Linked DNA regions of Homo sapiens: region 2 is linked to region 1. A link is a contact called in ENCODE Hi-C data. All regions are on one chromosome and are shown on one strand. Each heading gives the region's core, a stretch centred on a gene start or an enhancer-like site at or near the end of the contact. The rest is flanking DNA. Distances are from core to core; before and after follow the strand shown. Region 1 overlaps ANXA11 (annexin A11). Region 2 overlaps TSPAN14 (tetraspanin 14).

Region 1 (7,289 bases), core at 4,790-7,289:
AGAGAGGTTAAGTAATGTGCCCGAGGTCACACAGCTGGTAAGCTGCAGAGCCAGGATTCAAACCAACATACAAGCCAGGCTGCCCAGCCTGTCCTCTATGGTCTTACTGTCCCTGGCGTGGTTGTCCGATTCATCCTTGTTGTTCCTACCTTTTCCTAGTTGTTTTCAGACATTCCACCATCCCCTCTAGGACCAGGGTTTCGTATGTCCACTTGGATCTCTCTTGCTTTTTACCCATTTTTTTCAGTTGTTGTCATCTCGCTTCCGGCTGAACTCTGAATAAAGCAGGCCTCGGTCCACATTTTAACCCAACCATTTACTGTGTGGCCTCGGACCAGCCAGTACCCCTCTCTGATGCTCAGTTTTCTGATCCATGGGGATGCCCCTTTGTGTGAGCCCTACTCATCACCACTGCCACTGTCATTGTGCTTGCCCGGGCTGTGGAGAAGAGCTGATGCCCTCGAGCCTGGGAGTGGCTGGAGGGTGTGTCTCTGTGTCAGGGGCCTCTGTTGCTGGGATTAAGGCAGCAGCGTAGCCCCCACCCTTCTTCCCGAGTGCTGGTGAGGCTGCTGGAACAAGCACATGGTTGGTTGTATTCTCTGCCCCTGCAGGGGGTTGGCACTGATGAAGCCTGCCTGATTGAGATCCTCGCTTCCCGCAGCAATGAGCACATCCGAGAATTAAACAGAGCCTACAAAGCAGGTGAGGCCGCTCCCTCTGCCCTCTGCCCTCTGCCCTCTGCAGATCCCTGTGCTCTTGGGGCTGTGGCCTCATTCTCTCCTAGGGCCTTTTACTCCTTCCTGGCCTTCTTATCAACCCATCTTCTGCCACCCCCAATACTTTGGGCTTTGACCCAAGACCCAGCCCTTCCTTCTGTTTATACATGGTGCAAATGACTAATGTAAGGGAGAGGCAGGGAAAACCTGGATGTGGTTTGGGCCAAGGCTGACTAGAGGCCAGGTCAGCCTGGAGGTCACAGGCTTGTATATCCCTGGAGGGCCATATGGGCTATTTGTTCTCTTGAGCCCGAGCCAAGACCTCCAGCCTTTTTCTCCCCAGTACCCACTTTTGATAGTGTTTTGCAATGGGCAGCTCCATAAAGAGAGCTACAGGATGGACCTTCCTTGCTTCTCCCTTTCAGAATTCAAAAAGACCCTGGAAGAGGCCATTCGAAGCGACACATCAGGGCACTTCCAGCGGCTCCTCATCTCTCTCTCTCAGGTACTTTTCCCACGACAGGGCTCGGGGCCCCCAAGCCATGGAAGTCAAAGAGATGGGATCCCCGCAATGAGGAAAGGGAAAATAAATGGGGAAGGAGTGGGCATGACCATACACCTGCTTCCTTTCAGGGAAACCGTGATGAAAGCACAAACGTGGACATGTCACTCGCCCAGAGAGATGCCCAGGTGAGTGTGATGGCCAAGCCCCTGGACTTCCTAAAGCAGGGATGCACCCCGCTTTCTTGCTTCCTGAGAGAGGTACCCTAGGGTGGAAAGAACAATAGATAAGCAGTGGGTTGCAGATGCTGTGAGTTTCAGACGCGCTGAACTGTTCAACTGTATGACCTAGAACAGGTAATCTGACCTCCAGGGCTTCAGCTTCCCCACCTATAGGAGGGAACATGTGAGATAATTAGTATTTCGATAGTTGATAGATCATGGTTTTGGACGTGGGATTTTGTGTGACAGCGTACTTTCCCCATGTTTAGTTGCACATAGCATTATGTTTGCAAAGGGGCAAAATTTGCACTTGCTTATTAAGTTTTTGAGGATTTGAGCCTAGAAACCAGCTGCCACATTAGTTGAGCACCCTTAGAATTCTGTCGTTGTCCCTCTTGTGAGTTGCAGACAAAAGGGGAAAAGTCCAAGCAAAGTCCAGGCATCTGAGCTACTCTCTCGAAAAGTTTGGGTTTCCCACTAATGAATTTCAACCGTAGTATTATGGCAGGGCAGAGCCATTACTTCCTGGTGGGGTGGAGTTGGCCATACCTCTCTGTCTCCCTTCACTGCTCTTGTCATCCACGGCAGGGCATTCACCAGGAGCTGCCAGTGGTCTAAATTATCTCTACCATCTGCGGGATTGGAATGAGACCTCAAGGAATGCCCCCTTGTTAGGGCTGGAGGAGAGCTACTCCTCTGGTCTGGTCCTTTTGCTGGTCCTCCTTTTCCGGAGGAGGAAACTGAGGCTCAAAAAGGTTGAGCACTGTTCCCAACTGAAAGCTAGAAGCAGAGCCCGGACAAGGGCCTATACTCCTGGCTCGGTCTTCTGTGCCCAGTCAGCACTTGCCTCTGCCCTGGTCTCAGACCTGCTGCTCCTGCAGGGTCTGCCTTATTCAGTGTCTCTCTGGCTGGTAACATCCATTCCCATTCTGGGAGTCAGGGCTGGACACGCCTGGGGCTCAGGGCTCTGGCTTTTGCTCCAGCGAGAGTTTTGCATGCCACTTTTAGCGGGGCAAAAATTGTCTCATGCTCTGCCTTCTCAGTCCAGAGCTGCTTTGGCCTCATCTTGACCTGTGGGATCTCAGCCCCTGATTGCTGCTTTCTGCTCTTTTTCAGGGCTGCTACCTGAGGCCTAGCAGGCACTTTAGAGGCCATCTAGTTCAGAGGTTGCAAATTGGCAAATACTTTAGGCTCAAACCTTCAGAAGTTTACCAGGCTCTCCTGGGTGACCTGGGCCTGGGGTCTGGGTGTGGCCTGTGCCACATGTGCGTCTTCCTCTCTCTCCAGGAGCTGTATGCGGCCGGGGAGAACCGCCTGGGAACAGACGAGTCCAAGTTCAATGCGGTTCTGTGCTCCCGGAGCCGGGCCCACCTGGTAGCAGGTAAGGCAGGCTGGGGTCCCTCAGAGGCCAGTTAGATGAGGGCAGTCAGGGGATTGTGGGGAAACAAAGCTATGGGAACACTTGGTCGTTCCTCCCTGCGTGGGGCTTTCGCCTCCTCAAAAGAGCCCCCTGGTGGGAATTTAAAAGACACTGTCAGAGGGTTTCCTGAGTTCTGGCAAACATCCAGTTCTGGAGGTTCTACCGGTGTAGAAACCTGGTGTCTTTGTACGTGGGAATGTGGAACGTCAGAGTTGGGAGGGTCCTTCGGGAGCACCCAATCCAGTGTTTTCCAAAGCCTGGCATAAGAAACAGTCATAACAATAAAACTGGGTGCCATTCATTTACTCATTCATTCAACAGATGTAAATCGCGCTCCCGCATGGGTCAGTCTGTCAGGTGGTGGAGCAGGTGTGGGGCCACGGTGGGGGGCAGGGCACTGCAGAGTGTGTTCCATGGGCTGCACTTTCTCATTTGGGGAGACAGACAGTAAACAACAATGAAATAAAATCTGTATCAGATGGGAAATCCTGTAGAGGAAAATCAAGCTGGAAACAGGTAGGGAGTGATGGTAGGGTCCACCGGGAGGTGCTTGGGCCAGTCCCCACTGAGGTCGTGACATTTGATTTAAAAACCTAAAGGGAGATGCAGGGGCAGAGGCCTGCCTGGGGCTCCCAGCACGACTGAGAACAGTGAAGGGGGACCATGTGGAGCAGGTGGAGTGAGCAAGAGGAGTGGGAGGTGAGGGCAGAGAGGGGAGAGGGCCCTGCTGATGACTTCCCGGAGCTGGGTATTTATCCTGAGCAAAAGAGGAAGCCAGTGGAGGGCCCTGAGCAGAGGAGGCTGTGCAGAATCCCTGGCTGTGGTGCCGAGAATGGAGTGAAGGGTGCAAGGCCAAGCAGCGAAGCCTGTCGGGAGGCTGCTGCAGGGACCCGGGGAGGAATGGTGGTAATAGGGGCTTGTGGTGAGGAGGTGTCAGGTTCCGGCCATGTTTGCTGATGAATTGGACACGTGACGTGTGGGAGAGAGAGGGTTCGAGGATTATACAGGGTTTCTTTAGGCCAAGCAGTGGGAGAATGGCCCTCAACTGAGACAGGGGGACTGTAGGTGGAGCTGGCTTTAGGTGCCTGTAGGGTGGAGCTGCAGGGAGGCTGCTGGGTTGCTGAGTGTGGAGGTCAGGAGAGGTCTGGCCTGGTTGTGGAAGGTAAGGGAGCTATGGGTAGTTGAAGTTATCTGAGGCTCTGGGACTGCAGGAGGTCCCCTCAGGAGGGAGACTGTGGGGAGCCCACCGGTGTGAGGAGACTAAGAAGGAGCAGCTAGGGAGGGAGGAGGACGCAGAGGAAGGGGGTCCTGGAGGCCAGTGTGAGGTGGCAGGCAAGGACTGAGGATGGTGACCACACGGAGCAACTGGTGGGCTGTGGCCAGGGCTGCTCCAGTGGGCAGTGAGGGTGAAAACCCAGCGACCGCTCTGTGCTGCACACAGAGACAGGCGCTGTGGCTCTCCCCATTCGCAGCTGTGAAAGCAGGCACAGGGTGGTAGAGGAAGTAGGGGTGCACAGCTAGTAACAGCTGAGCTGGGATTTGAACCCAGACCACCCGACCCCAGAGCACACTTTTTAACCTCTGCACTATCCTGTAATGGAGCCTGAGTGAAAGCATTTTCATCTTAATCATTATTTCTTTTAATGAGTACAGAACATGTAAGTAGTGCATCAAGCCCATGGCTTCACAAACATTATTACTTAGGAGAAAAGAGTAGCTGATTGGAAGAAGATATTAATTGAGACAGATACACACAGAGCAGAAATCACAACTTTAAAATGCAAATGGTAGCTGAGACTCAGGCTGGGGAAGGAGAGTTTTATGTCCTGGGTCAGAACTGGAGTCAGGACCAAGGTCTCCATCATGCCACCTGTCTCTCTAGGAGCCAGCCATCCACTCCTGTGGGTGCTTAGCGTGTCCTAGGTCGAGGTGAGCAGCAAGAAGCCAGGCTGGCTGGGGCAGGCTGGGCCTCAGCTCACAGGCAGGCTGAGGAAGACAGATGGATGCATGAATAAAGCCAAGGAATGGCAGAGACTGGAGGTGTGGAGGATTTGAGAAGAGGGGACACTGTCTTGGAGTACATGGGAGTGGGCCCTGGAGGGGTATTAAGGTGCGATTTGGTTAAGCAGATTGGCAGTCCTGAGAAAGGGACCACACAGGGAGGGACATCAGGTGGTGCATGTAACTTGTGACGAAGACTCTGACTTCCTTGAGCGCTAGCAGGCCTGGGGACGTGCAGGGTGTGGGAGCAGAGTGGCAGGTGGGAGATTTTGGGGCAGAGGCCACCTCATGTGAGTCCTCTGTTAGTCTGCTCATGCTGCCATGACAAAATACCACAGACTGGGTGGCTTAAGCAGCAGATACTCATTTTGTTACAGTTTTGAAGGCCAGATATCCAAGAGTGGGGTGCCGGTTTCTCCCGTGGCCTCTTCGTGACAATCACTGTGCTCACATGGTCTTTCCTCTGCATGTGCACATCCCTGGGATCTCTGTGTGTGTCCTAATCTTCTCTTCTTCTAAGGAGACCAGGCGAATTGGATTAGGGTACACCCTAGCAGCATGTTTTAACTTAATTACCTCTTTAAAGATCTTATCTCCAAACACGGTTATATTCTGAAGTCCTGGGAGTTGGGACTTCCACATATGAACTTTGGGGAGACACATTTCAGTTCATAATATAAGCCTCTGTCATCCCCATAGTTTTCAATGAGTACCAGAGAATGACAGGCCGGGACATTGAGAAGAGCATCTGCCGGGAGATGTCCGGGGACCTGGAGGAGGGCATGCTGGCCGTGGGTAAGTGTCTCAGGTTTGCCGCCCACCTGCCAGGGGCTAACGTGTATCGTGAGTGTTCAGGCTGCTCGCCTGTCCTCCAGCTGATGGGTGACACCGTGAAGGGACCACAGGATCCAAGATCGCTCAGCCCAGAGTGTCCAGATGCTGGGAAGTCATGCTGCTTCCCGGTTCCCTGTGCAGTTGAACCCCTAGCTGTCCTGGAGGTGTCTTGTGTGTGTTTGCGGTGCAGCTCTGGAGTAGGGAACTGCAGTGTGGGTATTAGTGGGAGGGCATCCAACTGCGCTCCCGGAGGAGTATGACTCATATCCTGCCACGTTTCCTCTAAAAATACATCCCTGCAGGCAGTTGTCAGATGTTTGTGATGGAAACACGTGGAAAGATTTTTACTTGCAGCAGCGAAACAGGCCCATGCTGAGGAAAGCTGGCTTGGCTCCAGGATGGTGGTGTGCCTCTTACATTGCCCATGTCCTCTAGCAGGGCCCTCCCACTGTGCAGAGTTGGGTCCCTGCCCTGAGGCCCTCACAACCCCTCTTTCTACTCACTTGGGAAAATCAGTCTGCCCCTTTTTTCATTATGCTTTTTTTGGAGCTTTCTGGATGGGAGAGATGGAAAATCCTCATTTCCCTGCCTGTCCCCCATAGTAGGTCTCATGGCCTGGGAAGCCTAGGGAGATGCACATTCCACTCAGCCACGGTTTCTCCATGACGGTCATGGCCTCTCCAGTCTGCCCCTCCTGCCTGAGCAGCAGCACAGTTCCTCATCACCATCCACATTGCTTCCCTGTGTAGCTCCTAGCCCCACTAAGACCCCCGCCCCTCTGACTCTTGGTCCTTTCACCGCAGTGGTTGCCAGGAAAGAGGGTGGGTTGGTTTCCAGGCTTTGCGTGTTTCTGTTCCAAATAGCTGGAGCCAAGATCATGGGATAGTTGAGCCTGGAACAGAAGGAGGAGGAGAAAAGATGGATGCAGTGATGGGTTTGACATCTGGGCCTCTAAGAGGACACTTGTAGACTCCATGCCCTGCTTGGGCTGAGAATTTTCTGCAGATCTGGTTATGCCGAGTTTCTCTCTTCTAGTGAAATGTCTCAAGAATACCCCAGCCTTCTTTGCGGAGAGGCTCAACAAGGCCATGAGGGTATGTAACTTCCATGTGCAGGTTGCGATGGAACCTTAGCCTCGCCTGTGCCTGGGACCAAGGGCTGAGGGCAGAAGGCCTGGGGAGAGCTAAATCTCAGCTGAGAGTTCCGAGGACCTGGGTAGGGAGGGGACTGGAGGGCCCAGGGCAGGTGGGAAGGTGAGGAGGCCTGGTGCTCATGCTCTTGGGTGGACTCTCTTTAGGGGGCAGGAACAAAGGACCGGACCCTGATTCGCATCATGGTGTCTCGCAGCGAGACCGACCTCCTGGACATCAGATCAGAGTATAAGCGGATGTACGGCAAGTCGCTGTACCACGACATCTCGGTACGGGCCTGCTGCAGGCCAACTGGGCTCCCTTTTGGCATCTCAGTCACCTGTGGAACCTCCCTCCTTGGAGTGGCCATATGCTTGGCCTCTGTGCTGTGTGTGGGCATCTTGATTATGGACCTCGGACTTGTTCATCCCCTTGCCCTTAAACAGATTATAAATTTCTGAGGGC
Region 2 (7,289 bases), core at 1,760-4,259, 350 kb before region 1:
TCACATAGTTCATGCAGGACATGTGAGTTCCCTGCAGGGCTCTTTACAATTCTGGAAGTGCCAATGTTATCTGTACCAACTCTGCATGAAAGTATATGATCGTCAGCATAAAGACCCCTCCAGAAGCTCAGCTGCCCCAGGCCACAAGCAGTGGTGGCATTCTGCAAGGGGCCAGTGCAGCCACAGGTCCACATCCCATCAGGGCAGACTCCCAGCCTGCAGTCTGCGCTCTCACAGACATTATCACTGGCCATATAAGACACTAAGCAGCTTGCCACAACCGGCCAATTTGGAGTAATCTTTCAAAGTAAGAAAAAGCATACACACGGCCGGGCGCGGTGGTTCACGCCTGTAATCCCAGCACTTTGGGAGGCCGAGGCGAGAGGATCACAAGGTCAGGAGATGGAGACCATCCTGGCTAACACGGTGAAACCCCGTCTCTACTAAAAATACAAAAAAAAATTAGCCAGGCATGGTAGCGGGCGCCTGTAGTCCCAGCTACTCGGGAGGCTGAGGCAGGAGAATGGTGTGAACCCGGGAGGCGGAGCTTGCAGTTAGCCGAGATCACGCCACTGCACTCCAGCCTGGGCAACAGAGCGAGACTCGGTATCAAAAAAAAAAAAAAGAAAAGAAAAGAAAAAGGAAACACACATATGCACACAAGGCCTGCCAAAACGTAATCTCTGTTCATATAAAAGCAAGATGCTAAACATAGCTTTTCTTTTTTTTTTCCAGAGAAAAAATTAGGACAAAAAGCCCATAGTTTTGCTTTTAAAATTATGTCCAAGAAAAAGAAAGCTTGATCTAATGAAGTCAACAAACAATATACTGCAAAATATGATAATGTGTTTTCCCCACCAGGTGTTATTTAACTGAATAAATCTAAACATGAATTTGTATCTAAATATAAAACTAAACTCTTAGTAATCTGCAGTTCTGCCAGGAAATTTGGGATTCTGACTTGTACATCCAACAGACTCACACATCCTTGGAGGAGGGAAATGATTTAAGGTTACTTGCAACATCTTTTGATCTTAGCCAGGAAGGGCAAAGGACAGTAGCAGACAAACAATTCTTTTAGAATTTCTGAAGGAAGATAAAAGGCAAAGGAGCGGGGAGTAGAGCTGGCCTATAGGCAGCTGGCTCCTCCCACCCAGGGCTAAAAACCAGAGGGTACCTAATTCTCCTGCTGGGAGGAACCAGCTTCTCTAGACAGTAGAGTGCAAATGGCTGCCTCCTGCTCCCAGGCAGGGGCCTAGGGGAGGCTCCTAAGAGCTGCCACCTGCTCTGACCAGGTAACATATAATCCTGCCCAGCAGAGCCTGTACCCCATTGCATCCTATCCCACTCTTGTCTCTGTGGCCACTCACAAAGTTGAGCAAGCAGATATTCTCCCGCAGAGCCCCCACGCAGCCGGCGAACCCCAGGGTGAACATCACCACGCCCACCATCAGGACCAGCACCACAGGGTCGATTCCATGCATCCGGGTCACTTTGGTGAGGTCGGACAGCACACCCTGAAAGAGACAGAGAAAGCAGGGCAGCACTGGCCCAGAAGGGGAGTCAAGGATGCTGCCCTGGGGGATGCAGGTGGTACTGAAAACAGGGACTTGCTTCCCCAGGCTCAGCCCTCTTGTTGACAGCCAGGCCAGAGTCCGGCCCCATCCATGCCCTTAGGGGCCCCTCCGACCAGGCGATCCCTGCCCACCTCAGGTCCCAGAAAGTGTTCCTGGCCTCCACCTACGCTACAAGTTCCTCCTAGGCAGCCACCAGGCTTCTTCTGCAGCCTGTGGGGTGCCTATTCCAGGCCTGGAGGGAAACGGGGCCCTGTGGCCTGTGGTCAAACTGGTCACCCAGGTGGCTGACCTTGTTAGTCCCCCAATTTGGCACCTAATTAATGAAGAACACTACTCTTCTGAGATGAAAACAGCCTCAATATGAACACTCTAGTAGAAAACACGCCCAAGGGCAGGCCAAAGCAATGCTGTCCATAGAAGTTTCTACACCAATGGAGGTGTTTTAGACTATACCCCCACTGTCTGGCCACAGGTATCGTGGAGCACTTGAAATGTGGCTAATGAGACAGAAGGACTGAATTTTAATTTATATTCAATTTCAATTTAAATATAAACACAGTCACACAATGGGCAGAGCAGTTCCATAGGGTTTGTAAAACGCCAAGGGGGAAGCTAAGCCCTGGAGACTGAGTCATGTAGCATGTTTGCAATTCTGTTTCTTAGATTATGGTTGAACTAAGGGACCGGAGAGACCACAGCCCCCCTTCCAGTCACTGATCTCTGTTATAGTTTAACTGCTTCCTTCATTGTTCTTTACTAACTCAGATCAGATATCATCTAAGACCCAGGGACAATTACATCTTCAGTGTGGAATGTTAAACATACCTTTCCTGAAAGAAAAAGACCGCCTCAACTAATCAGAACATTGTGACTAAGCATCAAGACATACATAGGTGTCTGGGCATGGCGGCTCACGTCTGTAATCCCAGCACTTTGGGAGGCCGAGGAGGGCAGATCACTTGAGGCCAGGAGCTCAAGACCTGCCTGGCCAACATGGCAAAACCCCATCTCTACCTAAAAATACAAAAATTAGCCAGGCATGGTGGCACATGCCTGTAATCCCAGCTATTTGGGAGGGTGAGGCACAAGAATCTCTTGAACCAGGGAGGCGGAGGTTGCAGTGAGCCAAGATCCAGCCACTGCGCTCCGGCCTGGGCAACAGAGTCTCTGTCTGGCTTTGGCTGGATAAATGATCCCAAGCTCCTACATTTCGAACAGGAAGGCTGACTTCCATTCTTTGGAATTTGTGCTTCCTGGGTAGGCCTGTCCTCAACATGTGTGCTTGAATAAACTCTCTCTAAACTAGGTTCTGGCCTTTTCACTTATTTTAGATCGACAGATTCAAAGGAATTGTAGTAGCCAGCTCCACACTCAGGGCCACACCCAGTTAGGCGGCTGCAGTCCCAGGGGAAGCCACACGGTGGTGCTGTGAGGCACAGATTGAACCTGCTTCTGGGTCACTGGGGCAAAGGGACATCGTACCCCAGCTCTTGCCCTTTAGGGGTTCACAGGCCACTTGGAAGGTGCCCAAACCTGAAGGTGGGCCTTATCCAGTCCCTAAGACCATGGCAGGAAAGCCTGTAGACCTAGGTTCTCCTGCCTCCTCCTGCTGGAAGCAAAGGGAGGTTCCACTGAAGGAAGAAGGCCTAGGCTCAAGACACTAGAGGAAGCTTTATTCCTGGCTCTTTCTGGCCAGGCCTGCTCCACCTTACTGCTTCCCTCCCCTCCCCTCTTCCCTCCCTGGCCTTTTTCAGCCCTCACTGCCTCCCCAGCACCCCTGCCACAGGGCAACAAGCAGCAGCACAGCCCCACCCTGCCCATATCCAGTCTCATCCCCTTCCTGGAGCCGCAACTGCACCATGTCCTTCCCGACAGTAGGAGCCAGGTCTCCACTCCTCCCCTCTCCTCCTGAGGCTGGGCAAGGAGGCCCAGAGGTGCTTAAAGGCCCACCCCTGCCCCACAGGGCACCCTGGGGGCATGTCACCCAGCCCCGCTCCCTGCTGCCTGCTCTTTCTCATCCTGGAGGATAAGGGCTTCCACAATAAGCATGCCTGTATTCAGGGACCTGCCCGCTTGCTCCCAGAGGCACAGACAGGGTCAGGAAGCTGGATTGCCCAAGCCTGCTCTGGGCACAGCTGCATACAAGAGCTGAGCTCTCCACATCCACAGGGCTCAAAACCCAACCAGCCCAGCCCATACCTCCAGCAGCCAATACTATCATGTGGGCAGAGTACGCAAGAGCTGTGTCTGTAAAGATTGACAATTATACACCTTGACACTGCACAAGAAATGCTTGTTGTCAGGGAACAGATTGGAGGAGGGAAAATGAAGTCCAACGAATCTGGTTTTGGCTGCCTGAAGCTCAGTGTCCTGCGACAGTTACACCTACCTTTTCGCTCCATGCCCACAGCCCGACTCCAAGGAAGACAACTCCAGCCAACTAAGCGGGGCAGAGGAAAGAGAGAAGGAAGTTAGGTTGGAAACCAGCACTGTGAACATGCTTCACAGAGCAAAGTCCACACTGCCAGGTAGGGCATGCTCCTAGCTCACATCCCACATGGCCCCTCAGGCCCCGCAGATGACAGATAACCTGAACCTACCTTCCTGAATATCTGGACAAACTCCTTCAACCTCAGATGACCCTATGCCCCAGGGAAGGAAGAGGAAAAGATCTCAGAGCGGACTCCACCCTGGAGAGACTATGGGTCACAGACATCAGGCTGTGCTGCTTCTTCCCCTTTCTGCAACCCTGAACTCATTTCAGTGCACTATCTGGTGTATACGAAGACATCACCCCTTGGGAGGGCTGACCCAGGTCCCCTCAGAGGTTCCCAACACAGGATGAGACTGCATAGGACCAGGCACCACCACAGGGTGAGGACAGGGGGAAACAGCCCAGCATCTCTGCCACACACCCCAGCTCTCCAGCCCTGGAGATAGACTCCAGGCACAGATAAGCAGCTATCCAGTGGCCCAGGCCATTCACTGGCCAGGGCTGAGCCTCCTCCCTACTGTTAACTACAATGAGCAGGGGGCGCATCTATGCTCAGGAAAGGCTGGGCTTTTAGCTAGAGAATGAAAATAGGCTTGCTCTAAGCAATGAGCTCGCCCCAGAGGAGCACCACCCCCAACCCCAACTTCCCACCTGCAGGAACCCATACCCCATGTGCACCACAACAGAAAGGCGCCCACCCAAATACATCACACAGGTTCCTGAACCAGGGAGGGCTTTTCCATATACAACAAAACACAACGTGGGCTCTGTTAATAAAGCTGCCTCCTGTTTTTCTGTGACTACTTTACACCACACTGGCATTTCACTGCCATTTATCACCATCTCACGATAAATAACAGGACCACGCTTCTCTATGACTACCGGTGATCTCAAGCCTTGAGCCACTTCTACCTATTTTACTCAGTAACTAGCCCCAGGGGCTAGAATGGAAAGAAAGGGCTCAAGGAAAGCCCCAGGAAGTCTCATCCAACCTGAAAGTGATCTGTGATCCAACCTCTTCTGGATCACAGATCACTTTCAGAAAATGCACACATGCCCAGTATTTTGCATGAAATTTTAGAGGGGTCACAGCTTCCCACTGCTGGCTCCCACAATGGTCTGTGAACACTAAGTAAAGAACCCCCACCAAGAACCAATCCCTCCATTTTACAAAAGCAGAGCACTGGGGCCCAGGGAGGGCCAAGACCAAAATGTCAGGCAGTGGGGAGAAGGGCTGAATCACAAGTCTCAGTTCATTCATTCACTCCTCACTCATTCATTCAACAAATATTCACGGAGTACATCCCGAGTGCCAGATACCGTCTCAAGTACTGGATACAGCACCAAGCCAAGGGGGTAGAGCCCTTTCTACCATATCACACCACACCCTTTTCCCGCTTCTCAGTCCTCCCCCTGAACTGACTAGCTGGGAAGGGTTTTCCTGATAGAATGCATGACCGCTTCCTTTCCCTCCCCAGGTGTCTTACACTGGCATGCTGAGCAACCTGAAGGTGACTGGTCACCACCTGCCGAATCCTGCAGGCTCCATCCCCACCCATCTTATTCAAGGCCCCCAGGGACCTGCCTCCCTCTTGCCAAAGCTGGAGGCCAAGACTTTTCCTCATGGTATCTGACCTCATTGGTCACAGCTGGTCATTCTCTCCTCCTCCAACCATTCCACTGACACACCCTGCTTCGGGGACCCCAAGCATATGCCCCTGACTGCCTTCCTCCCTGCTCTTCCTCCTCCTCCTCCTTCAGACCCCTCTAGATGCTGGTGGGCCTCACTCACAGTCCTAGCTCCTTCACCCTGCCCTGAGCCCTCTCGATGATCTCATAATTCACAAGGCTTAAATACCATCTAAACATTGCTGAGTGACACACTCAGATGTCCAGTCCTGGCCATGCCCCCGGTCAAATACCCTAATGTCTACTTTACTTGTCCTCCTAAGACAGCTAACGATATTTTACTCTTACTGTGCCCCACTACGCAGCCTTGGTCCCCCAACCCCAACCGAGCTCCCCCCAACTCTTCTCCGTCTCATTCAGTGGCACCACCGTCCACCCAGCAAGTGTAAGAGAGAAAACCCAGACCCCAGGCTTGGTGCCTTCTTTCTCTTTTGCCCTACACTCAACCCAGAGGACCCTCTGCTGGTTCTGCCTCCAAATACACAGTGCATTCGACCAGCTTTCCTCCAGTGTCTCTGCTCCCACCTGCCCCGGCTCCACCCACTCGAGTCTGGATCCCACGGGGCTCCTCACTGGTCCAAGCAACAAGACTGACCCTTCAAAAATACAGAGCTGGGAACTCCCCTCCTCGAAACTCTGCAGTGACTTCCCACGCAGACCTAGAAGAAAATGCACGGTCTCTCCCATGGCCCCCAAGGGCCTCTGCAGCCAGGCTTCACACACATCTCCCACGGCATCTCCTTCCCACCTCCCTGCTCCAACGCCACTCCCTGGGCCACCCTGACATTCTTGTTTCTTGAAGTCATCAAAATCACCCCTGCCTCAGAGCCTGGACACTGTTCCCTCAGCCGGCAATGCTCTTCCTCCATATCCATTCCTGGCTCCTCCCTCACTGCGTTCAAGGCCTCCTTTTACCACCCTGAGTGGAACTGCTCCCCATCCTCCATGTGTGACCTCCTCTGTTGATTTTCTTCGCGGCACTGATCCCAGACCACAGGGGCTGTCTCTCTATTGTGTCTCCCCAGCTAAGCCCTTCTGAGGCCAGAGATGTTACCTGTTTTGTTCAGAGTTGCAGCCCAACAACGAGGAGGGCTTGGCCCTCAGTAGGCACAGAGCAGGCATGAGTGACTCCCCAGGATTCAAGACCAGGACAGTGCTTGCCTGGGTCCTTCTAGCTACCCCCAGGCACACTTCTGGGTGTGATTCAATCCAAAGGCATTCAGAGCAAATGTGGGCCAAGAAAAGCTCAGCCTGGCCCAGGTGCATGGGTCAAGCTCTATACAGGGGCATTTGCCTATGGTCAGAGCAGAACAAGCCCAGAGGCCGATGCCCCATCCAGCATTCCCAACAGACATTCCAGCCCCTGCCTAACAGCTTTCCATGACAGTCCGCTCATCCTGTGGGGCCACATGGGACAGGTGAGAAAAGTCTACCTTAAGGACACTCAACAAAACCACTGCTGGAGCTCCCCTCTCTCCTCCACACTGCACTTCACAGCTCACCCCTTCTCTCACCTTGACTACTAAGTC

Evidence for each region. A loop is a pair of places that touch in the nucleus more often than their neighbours do. Pooled maps may share reads with other maps.
Region 2: a loop to region 1 is called in a pooled map of ovary, with 3 times the contacts of the local background. The contact joins two enhancer-like sites. A Hi-C loop is called at or near these places in 1 of 168 maps with a recorded cell type or tissue (heart right ventricle) and 6 of 50 pooled maps.

The regions. Positions count from the first base shown.
Region 1 is chr10:80,157,466-80,164,754 of GRCh38, reverse strand. It overlaps ANXA11 (annexin A11), which reads left to right. Exons shown (of 16, transcript NM_145868.2): 9 at 612-702; 10 at 1,142-1,221; 11 at 1,350-1,406; 12 at 2,727-2,820; 13 at 5,560-5,655; 14 at 6,730-6,788; 15 at 6,992-7,114. Among named protein-coding and RNA genes, the nearest start is that of PLAC9, 28 kb to the right of the region's middle. RefSeq lists enhancers at 5,735-6,276, 5,374-6,573. Within about 2 kb of position 6,039, at least 27 of the 41 ENCODE cell types and tissues checked have a DNase peak (open chromatin) inside an H3K27ac peak, as active enhancers do; they include heart right ventricle, where a contact is called at or near this core.
Region 2 is chr10:80,501,456-80,508,744 of GRCh38, reverse strand. It overlaps TSPAN14 (tetraspanin 14), which reads right to left. Exons shown (of 9, transcript NM_030927.4): 3 at 3,967-4,017; 4 at 1,371-1,517. Among named protein-coding and RNA genes, the nearest start is that of TSPAN14-AS1, 31 kb to the left of the region's middle. Within about 2 kb of position 3,009, at least 34 of the 41 ENCODE cell types and tissues checked have a DNase peak (open chromatin) inside an H3K27ac peak, as active enhancers do; they include heart right ventricle, where a contact is called at or near this core.